Regions from separate parts of the Homo sapiens genome. Here regions 2, 3 and 4 are each linked to region 1. The links are chromatin contacts, found by Hi-C or POLR2A ChIA-PET in ENCODE. All regions are on one chromosome and are shown on one strand. The core of a region is the stretch at or near the end of the contact, and the rest is flanking DNA. Distances in the headings are between cores, read along the strand shown. Region 1 holds the start of GART (phosphoribosylglycinamide formyltransferase, phosphoribosylglycinamide synthetase, phosphoribosylaminoimidazole synthetase). Region 2 holds the start of DYRK1A (dual specificity tyrosine phosphorylation regulated kinase 1A). Region 3 holds the start of TTC3 (tetratricopeptide repeat domain 3). Region 4 holds the start of HLCS-AS1 (HLCS antisense RNA 1).

What was found. A loop is a pair of places that touch in the nucleus more often than their neighbours do. ChIA-PET counts read pairs that join two places held with the same protein, here RNA polymerase II (POLR2A). Pooled maps may share reads with other maps.
Region 2: a map of naive thymus-derived CD4-positive, alpha-beta T cell shows a loop between it and region 1 (6-fold over the local background). The contact joins the promoter of DYRK1A here to the promoter of GART in region 1. A Hi-C loop is called at or near these places in 1 of 168 maps with a recorded cell type or tissue (naive thymus-derived CD4-positive, alpha-beta T cell), 2 of 37 single-sample maps with no recorded cell type and 11 of 50 pooled maps.
Region 3: a map of CD4-positive, alpha-beta memory T cell shows a loop between it and region 1 (12-fold over the local background). The contact joins the promoter of TTC3 here to the promoter of GART in region 1. A Hi-C loop is called at or near these places in 1 of 168 maps with a recorded cell type or tissue (CD4-positive, alpha-beta memory T cell) and 8 of 50 pooled maps. POLR2A ChIA-PET finds 5 or more read pairs at or near these places in 1 of 52 experiments (GM12878).
Region 4: a loop to region 1 is called in a pooled map, with 8 times the contacts of the local background. The contact joins the promoter of HLCS-AS1 here to the promoter of GART in region 1. A Hi-C loop is called at or near these places in 4 of 50 pooled maps. POLR2A ChIA-PET finds 5 or more read pairs at or near these places in 2 of 52 experiments (BJ and WTC11).

The regions. Positions count from the first base shown.
Region 1 is chr21:33,540,727-33,543,769 of GRCh38, reverse strand. GART (phosphoribosylglycinamide formyltransferase, phosphoribosylglycinamide synthetase, phosphoribosylaminoimidazole synthetase) reads left to right here and starts at 1,653. Exons shown (of 22, transcript NM_000819.5): 1 at 1,653-1,705. It overlaps SON (SON DNA and RNA binding protein), which reads right to left and starts at 732. Exons shown (of 12, transcript NM_138927.4): 1 at 601-732. The coding sequence starts at 677. RefSeq lists silencers at 358-447, 1,488-1,777 and enhancers at 628-687, 592-1,323, 888-1,337.
Region 2 is chr21:37,365,310-37,368,352 of GRCh38, reverse strand. It overlaps DYRK1A (dual specificity tyrosine phosphorylation regulated kinase 1A), which reads right to left and starts at 1,580. Exons shown (of 12, transcript NM_001347721.2): 1 at 725-1,580. RefSeq lists silencers at 78-357, 468-607, 848-927, 1,118-1,267, 1,848-2,157 and 1 more and enhancers at 270-1,194, 2,508-2,587, 2,119-3,043.
Region 3 is chr21:37,071,805-37,074,847 of GRCh38, reverse strand. TTC3 (tetratricopeptide repeat domain 3) reads right to left here and starts at 1,594. Exons shown (of 46, transcript NM_001330683.2): 1 at 1,375-1,594. It overlaps PIGP (phosphatidylinositol glycan anchor biosynthesis class P), which reads left to right and starts at 1,777. Exons shown (of 5, transcript NM_153682.3): 1 at 1,777-1,848; 2 at 2,311-2,414. The coding sequence starts at 2,333. RefSeq lists silencers at 1,187-1,246, 1,467-1,786, 2,027-2,306 and an enhancer at 1,585-1,879.
Region 4 is chr21:36,964,912-36,967,954 of GRCh38, reverse strand. It overlaps HLCS-AS1 (HLCS antisense RNA 1), which reads right to left and starts at 1,496. Exons shown (of 4, transcript NR_186434.1): 1 at 1,344-1,496. HLCS (holocarboxylase synthetase) reads left to right here and starts at 1,286. Exons shown (of 11, transcript NM_001352514.2): 1 at 1,286-1,511. The coding sequence starts at 1,317. RefSeq lists silencers at 904-1,373, 1,444-1,773, 1,494-1,824 and an enhancer at 1,884-1,933.

The DNA.
Region 1 (3,043 bases), core at 404-2,903:
AACTAGCAAGTGCATCAGTTTGAGTTCGTTTTAATTGAAACATTTAACTATCAGAACGGCTGACAGATACTACAGGACACTAGGCCCCGAATAATCTTATTAATAGATCCAGACCCCCAAGCGGTCTGAAGCTCGCAATAATAAAGAGGATTTAAGATTAACCAAGAAACGGCCGTTAGAGACCCTTTCCGGTCATAGGCACCGGCCGGCAAAATCCGCGGAGGCGAGAGGGGGAGGGGATACGCGGCGGCGGAGGAGGAGCTGAGGAAGGAACTAGGCCCGTCCCTGGCGGACAACCGGGCCTACGAGTAGCTAAACGGCAGGGGGGACCCAAACAGGGGAGAAGGGTGAACATCTTAACTCGGTTCTGAAACAGGGAGTCTTGGGTTACCTCGGAAAAGGCGAAGTTCCTCGAGGGAAAAGGAAGGGAGCGGCTGGGGGGGCGGTTGGGGGGGGCCCGGAAAATGGATCCCAGGCCCAGGCGGGGCCCTAGCGGGGCCTGAGCCGGGGAACGACTGCGTCTCCGAAGAAAGGTGCCAAAGAAGGCTAGGTGAGGGCCTAACGGTCCGTTGGGAGCAGAAGAATCTGGGAGGCGTTTACCTGGAAAGCTCCTGTTGAATTTCCCGGAATTTACTGACCACGAAAGACCTAAAAATCTGCTCGATGTTGGTCGCCATGGCGTCCGCTCCGTTCTCTCAACTCCTCCTCGCTAGTCCTCCAGGCTCCCAGCATGCCTCGGGAGGAGGCGCACGGGCCAATTCGGTCTCTCGCCTTCCTGATTGGCTCCAAAGGGAATGCCCGGTCCGGCCCGCTCCACCGAGGGACCAATCAGTGAGCACGGCCCTGCTCTCCTCTGCTGTTTCTGAGCGGCTGGGGTAGAGGTGCTGACGTTTGCGCCGCGCACGACTATGTCCGCCATGTTAGTGTCTGACGCAGGCGCCATTACAGGAGCCGTCTCTCTTGAGGCGACCGTGTCCGCATAAGTTGTCAGTCCCCAGCAGTGTTTGGGAGCCTTAACAGGCTTGCTAAGTGCCTGAGATTAAAGGCGAAGAGGAAGAAGAGCAAGAAGGGCAACCCGGTGTTTAACACACGGCTTTCAGGCGCTCTCAGGTGGCGCCAAGTTCAGTTTCGACAGGGATATGCATCCGGGAGAGAATTTTTCAGCCCCCGCCCCCACTGGCATGTGAGAGGAGGAACTCGCTGTTGCCCTGTGTCTTCCCCAGTGCGTTCTATAACCAGCCTCATTTTTTTTTTTAGCAATAGGCCGGATGTCCTAAGCGACCGGCATTCAAAGCCCGGTGCATTTTAGTCTCATCAGGAGTCAGGCGTGTCACGAGATTTTTCCGCGGTAGCTGCTCAGCTCTGACTCGTGAGCGGCGCACAATTGGCTAAGAATGGGTTTAGCATTTTGGCGCTCCCCCCCGGCGCTCCTGGAAACACTGCGTGGCACCCCGTACCACTGTCACATTATAAACGTGCTAAGGCTTGGGTGTCTCGGCTGGGGAGCAGTCAGGCAGCGCCCAGGGCGGGAGGGAATCAGACTAGATTCTCGCCGCGGAGACCCAGGGCCGCGCGGACCAATGGGGCAGGGAAGCCGTCGTAGGGCGGGGCAGTGAGGGGCGGTGCCGCGCTGGTCCCGCGCCGGTCCCGGTGGGCCGACTTCCGGCGAGCGGGCAAGCGGGAACCAGGTGGCCACCCGGTGTCGGTGCGTAAACCCCCTCCGCTTTTACACGGAGCGCGCTTAGGCTTTGGTTTGGGGATTTAAGATCGCGAACTGAGTGAAACCATAGAAACTGATTTGTAGAAATTTTCCTGTTGTTTGTAAATGCGGTGGGTGGGGGTTGGCCATGTGCTTTTCACTTGCTACTGTTAGCTGGTTTCTATTTGCTCTTTTACTTTTCCTGTTTTCTAAGATGTCAAGGCCTTTTTGTGTCTTTATACATTTTTAGGACATAACCCTAAATTGGTGTACTTTCTCTTTATGCACCCGTTGTCTCTGGCAGATTACTTGGTTAATTTTGTAGTTGGTTTCTACTTTATTCTCCATATCCTCTGATACGGCTTTATTTGCCTGTCTTATTCTGCTTATGTTACCCATTCTGAGGAATGAGGCCCAAGGTTAGTGAAGTCCCCCAAGGTCTTCCTGCTAGTATGGGGCAGCGTCTCTACCCAGGCCAAGGCGCTGTGTGAGACTCAGGAGCCCAGGCGTCCTCACCACTGGGTAGTAAGGCTATTTTCAGTGATCCACTAGAGTAAACAGAATTTTCCCACACTACTGCTATATTCAAACTAAAGATGTAACATTTGCTCTAGATTTAAAGATCTGTTTATTTCTGGCCGGATGTGATGTAATCCCAGCACTTGGGAGGCCAAGGTGGGTTGACCATTGGAGGTCAGGAGTTCGAGACCAGCCTGGCCAACGTAGTGAAACCCCGTCGCTACTAAAAATACAAAAATTCGCCTGGCGTGGCGGCGCACGCCCGTAATCCCAGCTACTTGGGAGGCTGTGAGGCAAGAGAATCGCTTGAACCCGGGAGGCGGAGGTTGTAGTGAGCTGAGATCACACCACTGCCCTCCAGCCTGGGCGACAGAGAGAGACTGTCTAAACAAATAAATAAATAAATAAAATAAAAAATCTGTTTATTTCAGATACACATGGCAAGTAAAATGTGTTTTCCCGTTACACTAAAGTAGCTGTTCCTTCCGAGACTGTAATTTAACAGGGTTTTTTTTTTTCCTTTCTCAAATTTTCAATGATCATCGTTTCACTTGTTGAGAGAATCTGAAGCAAAATTGCTTCTGTTAGGCTCCACCCCCTCTTACCTGTGTGACCTCCAGCAAGTTATTTACCTATCTGGGCCTCCTTGTCTTATCTGCAAATTGGTGATAGTAATAGTATCTCCCTCATAGGATTCTTTCATGACAAGCATTTTAAATAGTACCCTGCCCAAGGTTAAGTGCTCAAAAAAATGTTAGTTTTGTATATTGTCAGCTTACATTTTTCTTAAAATATGTAATCCCAACATCATCAAAATAAGTTTTC
Region 2 (3,043 bases), core at 331-2,830, 3.8 Mb before region 1:
GTTTGTGCCTATAAATAGACTGGTGAAGTTTTGTGGCGATACACAGGTATCTATTCTAATTCACCTCTCCTCAGCCACCAACTCCCCCGGCTGCCGGGCAGGTCATCCCTCCACCCCGAGCCGCCGGGGACACTCGCGCTCCCCGCCCAACTTCGGAGGCCAGTGAGTGCCCCTCGCTCCAGCGCGGACCCCCAGGGCCGCCGAGGCAGCGGCTCCCGACCTTCGCCGGCGCCCGGCCCGGCCCGGCCCCGCCGTCCTCGCCCACCCGGCAGCCGGCCCCATTTTCTTAACCCGTGCATTGTCCTTGCGAATCACCCCGGCGGTTCCCACACTGGTGGGGACCGAGAGGAGGGACGAGGGAGGAGCTGGGGGAAGAGGATGAGGAGGAAGAGGAGGAGGAGGAGGAGGAAGACAACCTCCACCCCTTCGCTCGGGCGGCCAGTGAAGGTCTGGCGCTGTCTACGGCCCCCCAGGCCCCGGCTCCCGGGAGGCCGCGGCCCCCGCTCCCACCCTCCGCAACTTTCCCTCCGCTCGCGCCCGCCGCTCCTCCGGGACCCGGCCTGAGGCTCCCTCCCCCGGCGGCCGGCCCTGGGCCCGCGGCGCCTCCTCCTAAAATGGCAGGTCCCTCCCTCCGCCCGGCCGGCCTCGGCTCCGGCCCGGCTGCGGGCCGCCGGGGGAGCCGAGCGCCAGGCCGGGCGGGGCCGCGGCCGGGCCGGACACTCACCGGGACGATGGCGGGGCGCTCGCGCCGCTTCCTCCGGTGAGTCTCAGCCTCGGGCTCCCGCGCCGCGCTCCCGCCGCGGCCTCCGCAGCCAGCGCCGCCCCGGCAGCCTCTCTCCGCCCCCGGCGCTCCGGCTCCTGGCCGCGCCGCAGCCTGCTCAGTCTCTCCTCGGCTCGCGGTTCCAGCGGCGCCCGGGGCCGGGGAGGCGACAGCCCCCTCCCCGGCAAATACCGCAGTCCCCGGGCCCCGATTCCAGGCGGCGGGGCCGCACGGCCGGCCCGGCGCAGAGGGCGGCGTCGGCGAGGCCGGGCGCCGAGCGGCGGCTGCTGCCGGCGGCTTCTTCCCGAGGAGGATTTTGTAAATCTCACAAAATGGCGCGCGCTCCGAACCTGCGCAGCGAGAAGCGCCGGGGCCCGGGCGGCGGCGGCGGCTCCTCCGCCAGGAGAGCCCGAACCGCCCGCCCCCGAGTCCCCGCACAGACAGACAGACACTCGCACACACCCGCACACTCGCGCGCACAATCGCCCTCGCACACGCTCCCTCGCACACACACTCGCACTCACACCGGTCCCGCCTGCTCGCCGGCGGCGGCAGCGGCACCAACAGCAGCAGCAGGAACAGCAGCAGCAGAAGCGGCGGCGGCGGCGCCCGCACCCCCCGCTCGGGGTGTCCGCTCTCTGAGGCCGACCTGGGCCGCGATCAGCAGCAGCGACAGCAGCAGTCTCCCCGGATACCCCCGCCGCGGTTGCCGCCGCCACCCCCGCCTCACTCCAATGGGGCTTTTTATTATTATTCGGGCGGGAAGCGAAAGGGTTTAAAAAAAAACCAACCAACAAAATGGCGACGGACCGACCCGGTCGCTATAGCAACTGTCAATCAAAACGCAAAACCCCGGCTGACGTGCTGACGTCCTCCTCCCGCCCCCCAGCCCCGAGCCGGCGGGCGGGGCCTGTTGCTCAGGTAACGGCAGATTCCGTTCCCTCCTTTCCGTCTCCCCCTCTGTCCCCAGCCAACCACCCAACCCCCTCAGGTCACGTGAAGGATAAATTCGGAGCTCGGGTCCGCTACGAGTGTCAGAGGAGGGCGCGTGATTCGCCCGGGGGAGGGGAGAGGAGGGGGACGGCTAGGCCGAGGGAGGGTAGGGGCTGGGGAAGGGGGGGCGAGGCGGCGGCCAGGCCTGTGCGCGATCGCCCGCCGCCTCCCGGCCGCCCCGCCCCGCCCCGCGCCCGCGCCGACTGCGGCCCGGGGAGCGCGCGCGGCCTCCCGCGCCGCCGCCCCCGCAGCCCTAGCGCCCCGCGCTTCCGCGTCGGCGCCCGCAGCCCCGCCCGCGCCGGGGGGAGGGGCGGGCTGCCCCGGGCGGGGGAGGGGGAGGAGGAGGGGCGCCGCGGCCTTCGGGCGGGGACCCGGGAAGCCCACCCCGCGCGCCCGGGCCTGGAGGGCTCTCACCGCGGTCCGGGCGCCGCGCTCGCCTCTCTCCCCGGGAAGCGCGGCGGCCGCGACCGTCCGCGCGTGGAGCCGGTTCTTCGAAGGGCTGGCGGGCCTCCTAGCCGGAAAATGCCGGCGGAGGCCGTGGTGGGGGCGGGGAGGAGCCACCGCCGCGCCCCAGACATCGCAGGAATTCCGGACGCTGCGCCGGGCCCGGCGGCCCTGAGGCTGGCACCTGGCTCCGGTCGGGCCGCCCAGGTTTTGTGGCGCCCGAGACCAGCGTTGGGAAATTAGGCTGGAGCCATCATGAAAACTTTTTCAGGCAGTGCACGCTCGCCTGTGCCTGCCCATCTGCTTCCAACCTCTCCCCACCTTTCGGGGCGCAGCCTGCCTGCTCCATCGGAATGCCCTTTAGATGAATCCCCTTGTGCTGTTACTGTGTCCTTGTCGTCCAGCTCTCTGGTTTTCTTTTCTATACACCTTCTCGGTTTCCAGAGTCTTAATTCGCCTGCTTGTCCTTAACCATCAAAACTCTTTATTAATATCCTGGCTTTCGCTGATTTTTATTCTCCCTACCCCTTCTCCCTAGCTATGTATTGCTGGGTGAGCTCCCGAGGCTTGAAAACCCAAGTATGCTGTGCTGGCTGCGTTGTAATCGGTAGAGAGCCACCAGCTAAAAATTGTATTTTGTACCAACTCTAATGGCATTTAATAAATGTATACCTAAAAAGAGTGTGTGTGTATATATATACTATTTTACAGCAGAGTCACTAATTGATTTCTAAGCTTGATTTTGCCACCTTGTGATAGTGTTCGTAACCAATTTTTTTCATAAATTTCACAAATGTGACAACAGATAAAATCTTATAAACAATATTAGATGTAAAAAACTCGCAG
Region 3 (3,043 bases), core at 345-2,844, 3.5 Mb before region 1:
GGAAAATTAGACAATAAGAAAATTGGGCAGAACAAAGACACCAAAACGCAGCCCTTGAGCGCAGAGCACGAAACCTTGAGCAATCGGAGCAGTAGCTGGGTCTCTAAGGGGTTTGAAGTTTCTTACCCTAGGTATCCTTATACTATATCCCATTTTCCTTAGGATAAATCGCAAATTTCTTGCAACAAAAAATGTCCTAACTAGAGTCGTAGTTATAAGGAAAAGGCTCTCTCCGGAGGAGTAAAATCTGTAAAATTTCTACCTTGTTTCCCTCGCCAGGATCTTGGGCAAAATGGAAAGAGATTTAGGTGAATGCCATAAAATACTCTATAAACCATTAAATATCATCAAGAACGCCTAAGGACCGCATCGCCCAGTAGGAGAGTGCATATATTTTGAAAGGTCTCTGCAACTGAGGGGGTTTTGGCGTCCAGGGCGCCACTGGAAAAGGCACGGCGCACTGGTACCAGCCCAAATTCACCTACGTCTCGGCTTCATTTTTTATCTTTGATCCCCCTATTCTGTCTCCTGAACAGGCTGGCTGAAGAGGCCACACTGGCAGCGTCAACACTGCGGAGCAGCTGGCCAGACTCGATCCTGTCCACCCCCCTTCCCATTAGCGTCTGTGGGAGAGAATGCTCAGAAAGAGGCGCGGGGGCGAGGGGAGCGGCGAGGTTACCCCCCTCCTGGGTCCGTTCCGTGGGGACAGGCCCTGGACTGGACTGCCAGTTCACACGAAAACAGGTGGCAACAGAGTCGTGACACGCACACACAGCAAGGGGTGTGCACGAACGTTCACGCTCACCAACGAAACCTGCACACAAGAGATACCCACTCGACAGAATTAAATCCGCACACAAGAGATCACGCACTCAACAGGACCCATGCGCAGACACTCTGCGTCACTCGGAGACACGCAAGGACGCACACTTGCGCGAGCAAGGCTCTAGGCGGGGGTCGCAATTGCAGAAGGCGCGGCCACGCGCGCTAGGGGACGCGCAGCCCACAGACAGGGGCAGTAACACAAAGGGGGGCCACCTGCAAGGCCGAGAGCGCCCACGCAGCCGCCAGGGAGCGCGGACACCGACACAAAAGGGGCGACGAGGCGACACGCGAGCGCCTCCACCCAGCGGAGGTGTCAGCCACGCACCGGCCGAGGCACGGGCAGCGGGGGGTTGCGCACAAAGGGACTACTCACACCCTCGCACCGGCATCCCAGGGCCTCGCTCGCGAAGGGGCACCAGACCAAGGGGGCAAACCCACTGGGGTAGGCAATGGCGGCCACACCCCCTCATCGCGCGGGACCCAACCCATGCAGACACAGTAGGCACCTCAGCGAGGGACGCGAGGAGACGCGCACACACCCACACTCACCACACACCCACGGAGGGGGTGTGGAAGGCCCCGCTCCCCCGGCATCTCGGCTGCAGCGGGACAAGGTGACACATCCGGGAGCCCGGCAGCGCGCCGGGTGTGCACTCACCCGGGCCCGCCGCCCGCGAGCCTCGGACGCGGGCAGCAGCAGCAGCAGCCGCCGCCGCCGCCGCCGCCACCTCCGGCCCTCCACGTCAGCCGACGGCGGGAGGGAGCGGGTGGCGGCGTTGAAGCGAGGTGCGTCACGTGGGCTGGCAGCGCGCGTGCGCAGTCGCACCCCACCGCCCCCTCCTTCGCCGTCGCGAGCCGCGGGATCACGCCCGCCCCCGCGCTCGCTGGCTCCCACCCGGGGAGGGTCGTTGTGCGCCTGCGCCAGGGTGGGGGTTGCCGTCGCGCCTAGGCCTTTCCCTCAGGTTTTCCTCTTCCCCACTGCGGCTCCCCAGTCGGCGCTTGCGCGGAGAACTCAGCGCTGAGGTGGCCGAGGTGTCGGGAGGGGCCTGGGTGGGCGTATGAAGGACCCGAGGTCGAGGGCCCCCCCATACCCCGCCTCGAATGAGAAATAGAAGTCTCCACGAATGGGCAGGGCCCGGGGCCTGGGCGCCGCGACCTAGTAGGCCCGCATGCTGGTGGGCGCCGCGCGAGCCTTGTTCCCTGCCCTCCCCTCCCACAGGGAGGCCACGCTTGCAGAGCTGGAGCGCGCGTCTATCGCCCCAGAACCCCCCTCCCTGCCCTATCCTCCGCCACCCCTTCTGTTGCGGGGCGCGCGCCAGCCTGGGTGTCTGTATGCGCTCGAGGCGGGGGCGCGGGTTGCGGACGGAGGCGCGGGAGGCGGTTCTGCGCGGCGGGGGCCGTACCCGCGGCGGAGCGAGGAGGCGAGAATGGATCAATGGTGCCACGGAGCACATCGCTGACGCTGATTGTGTTCCTTTTCCACAGATTGTCTAAAGCCCCAGGAAAAATGGTGGAAAATTCACCGTCGCCATTGCCAGAAAGAGCGATTTATGGCTTTGTTCTTTTCTTAAGCTCCCAATTTGGCTTCAGTAAGTACTTTCCTGATGGATGGCCAGGGGCTTTTTCTGGCGTTCAGTGACAAGGGAAGAATACATTGGTTAGACTGTGCACACATGAACTGTTGATTCTTTCTCCCTATGTCTCTTTTTAAGAAAATCTGAAGGGATCTCGTGTTTGCTGAGTGTTCCGTGTGCCAGCACTAGCCTAGGAGGTTTTAGTCTCTACAAATATTTATACAGCACCAGACGCGATGGCAAAGTGGATAAAGCCTGGTCCCTGCCCTTAAGGAGGTCGTGGTCTTGTGGAGGAGACAGATGGGTAAATCTACAGTTAATGCTCAGTGTGATGAGTGTCAGGGAGCACGGTGGAGAGACATTGAAACCAGACTGGAAAGTCAAGGCTTTCTACAGAGGCCTTTCCCCCTGGCACTGATGCTGATTAGGAAAGAGTAAGAGGGAGGGAAGAAGTGGAAAGGCCTTGAATGAGGGCGTGAGAGGGTTTGGACCCGAGGAGCTTGTGATGTCACCAGTGTGCCCTGCGGGATCTGGGGAACAGGAGAAGTAGGCCAGAGAAGTCGGGTTGAAAGGTGTGTCGTTTGCGTCCTGGATCTCCCTTAATTTAACCCCATAACATTCCATTTTACAGATAAGGAGACTGA
Region 4 (3,043 bases), core at 247-2,746, 3.4 Mb before region 1:
TGAGGTCAGGAGTTCGAGACCACCCTGGCCAACGTGGTGAAACCCTGTCTCTACTAAAAATACAAAAGTTAGCCAGGCATGGTGACGGGCACCTGTAATCCCAGCTACTCGGGAGGCTGAGGCAGGAGAATCGCTTGAACCCAGGAGGCAGAGCTTGCAGTGAGCCGAGATTGCACCACTGCACTCCAGCCTGGGTGACAGAGAGAGACTGTCTCAAAAACAAACAAACAAAAACTATCCTTAGATTAAGACATGGACGTGGTGTACATGATTGCTTTTGCTGCATCTTGCCACCTATTTTCAGCGAGGGCCAGAATAGGAAGCCACTGGATGGAATTCTTTGCTGTGCTTCGCAGCTGTTCAGAACACGTTCTTTACATAATGCCTTTTAAAGAAATGAGGTTCTATGGGAGAAGCCTCTGTGTCAGGACTAATTATGCTTCCCTTGGAGACAAGAACACCAAATCATGGTGATGTTTTCCTTTTCCCACTGGTGTTAGGATGCTTACAGTCAAACTGTTGACCCACATGTAGCAAGAACACCATAGGGAGCCTTCCTGGCACAGCCTTTTTAGAGGCAGCCTTCTTGGTGCTTATCTGTCTTCAATTTCTGTTTCCTGTCCTTATTTAAAAAAACATTATTGCATCCCGTGAATGTATGTGATTGACCTTAAAATCTTTTGCATGAAGGCTTAGTATAATTTAATAAAAACGGCCTTATCTTATTTTCCCAAGTCGACTGGGTAGCGGCTGTGGAGCGCTCTGGGACTCCCGGTGTGCTGCTGGTTAGTAAAGGTTGGCCTTGGCAGCTATGAACATAGGCAGAGCCCCCTCCTCAATCCGCCTCCCACCCCTCCAAGGAAGGGAGGCCGGACTTGGCTTAAACAGGTCGGGCAGCCACTGGAGCCTCCCCTCCCCCGCATCCACAACATACCCATCCCACTCCTCAGCCCTGGCGCGGCCCCGCACCCCGGCCTCCACTCCCTCGAGCCCCCTCTCCGGGTGCAGCCCCGGCGTCCCCTGACCCCGGTGCACACCCCCCGCCCCAGCGCTGCCCCTCGCCGCCGCCACCAGCCCTGGGCGCGGCCTCCGGAGCTCCCCATCACACAGCCGGGCGCGGCCTCACCCCCCCCCGCCCCTCCCGCCGCAGCCTCCAGTTGCCCGCGTCACCTTCCGGGTCCCCGCCTCCCCCGCCGTCCCCACCCCCGCGCCGCCTGGCCCGGGGGGGCGGCGCGGCCCTTCCGGCCGGGGCGGGGCCGGGCCTGGGGCGCTGGGGCGGGCGGGCAAGGCGGGCTCGCCCTGCCGGCGGCGCGGCCATGCTCATCACGCTGTGCTACCTGTACCTGTGGGCGCGCTGGGGTCGCCGGCCGGCTGAGCTCGTGCGCGCCACGGTGCGGCGGCTGCGTGCCTCGCGCTGTTCCTTCACCTTCTGCGGCGCGGCCGCGCAGCCCCCGGGCGCCCGCGTGTGCCTGAGCCGTGGCGGCCGCGTCTTCTGCGTCAGCGACAGCCAGGTGGGCGGGTCGGGCGGGCGGGCGACCCGGGCCCCGCGAGCCGGAAGTGCCCCCGTCCCTGCGCCTCGTCCCCGCCGGGAGCCCGGGAGTTCGGGAGCCCCGGAGTGGCGCCCTCAGTGCGGCCTGTGCGGCCCGGGAGGGGCTGTTGCCCCGGGGCCCAGAGAGAGGCCGGAGGTGCGGGACTCGGACCACGGACCCGGTCGCCTCTTCCCGGCCAGCCGGGCGGTGCTGGACGCGTGACTCTAGGCGCGCACCTGTGAGGACGTGAGCTGTGGATTGACAGCCGGACGCCAGCAGTGCCCACCTGGGGTCGCCCCCAACCTCCTCTCCCACACTTCGAGCCGGCGTTTGGGTGACCGTGAACCAGGAGAGACAGCTGTGGCGGGCCGGGAGCGGTGGCTTATGCCTGTAATCCCTGCACTCTGGGAGGCCTAGGAGGAAGGACAGCTTTGAGCCCAGGAGATGGAGACCAGCCTGGGCAACATAGCTAGACCCCTCTCTACAAAAAACAAAACAAAAAAAACACTTAGGTCGGCGTGGTGGCACGCGCCTGTAGTCCCAGCTACTCTGGAGGGTGAGGCGGGAGGGTCACTTGATCCCGGGAGGTTCACTTGAGCCCCGGAGTTTGAAGCTACAGTGAGCTATGATTGAGCCATTGCACTCCAGTCTGGGTGACAAAGCAAGACCCTGTCTTAAGAAAAAAAAAAAAAAATCCCAAACAAAAAACTCCCACCTGTGTCATCAGCTTTTTGTCAGATGTCCCCAAATTTACAAAAACTGCCCTTTTCCCTCTCCATCTTCTGTCAGTTGGTTGCATCATTCACCAACTTGGGCACCCGACTGATGGTCTTTGCGTCTTTTAAATTTCAGTTGACAGTCAGCCTTTGTTTTTTTTGACCCAGTGCTTAGGATGGTGGTTACGTGTTCAGCCCACTCTGTCACCTACCTTGTGACTTGGGCCAGTCAATTAATCTCTGTAAAAAGTCTGCTGCCTTGCTGTAAAGGGAACAATAGATCTTTCCATTCAGCTGTTTTTGGAAATGGGCTTAGCTTCACAGTGCAGTACTGCACAAAATTTCATGGACATCGGTAGCATTGTTCTCATTAATATTTAAACGTGTTTTGCTTTTAATCTGTTTCTTGTCCCTTTCCTCTGTTTTCTGGAATATTGCCTCACTTTTAGCACTAAAATGACGTTTTCTGCATATGTCACACCGTAAAGCCCCTGTGGGGAATTGAATCTTATCTCAGGTTTGAACATTGCCTGGAGGCTGTGCTTAGATATGGGTTGAAATTGTGCCACTAGCAAATAAAAAATACTCTTTCTTGTTAGTACCATATATGTATTATGTCACACTGAATATGAATGACTGTTTTCTCAGGTCCCCCAAGGTACTAGTTATGCAAATAACTAGTACCACCTCCACATAACTGACACTACCCAGACAAAAGGGGAAGAAGTTCATGCATTACATACAATGTATGGCTTAGAGCGTTGGGAATTAACCTGATTGAGAAAGATAACTCAATAA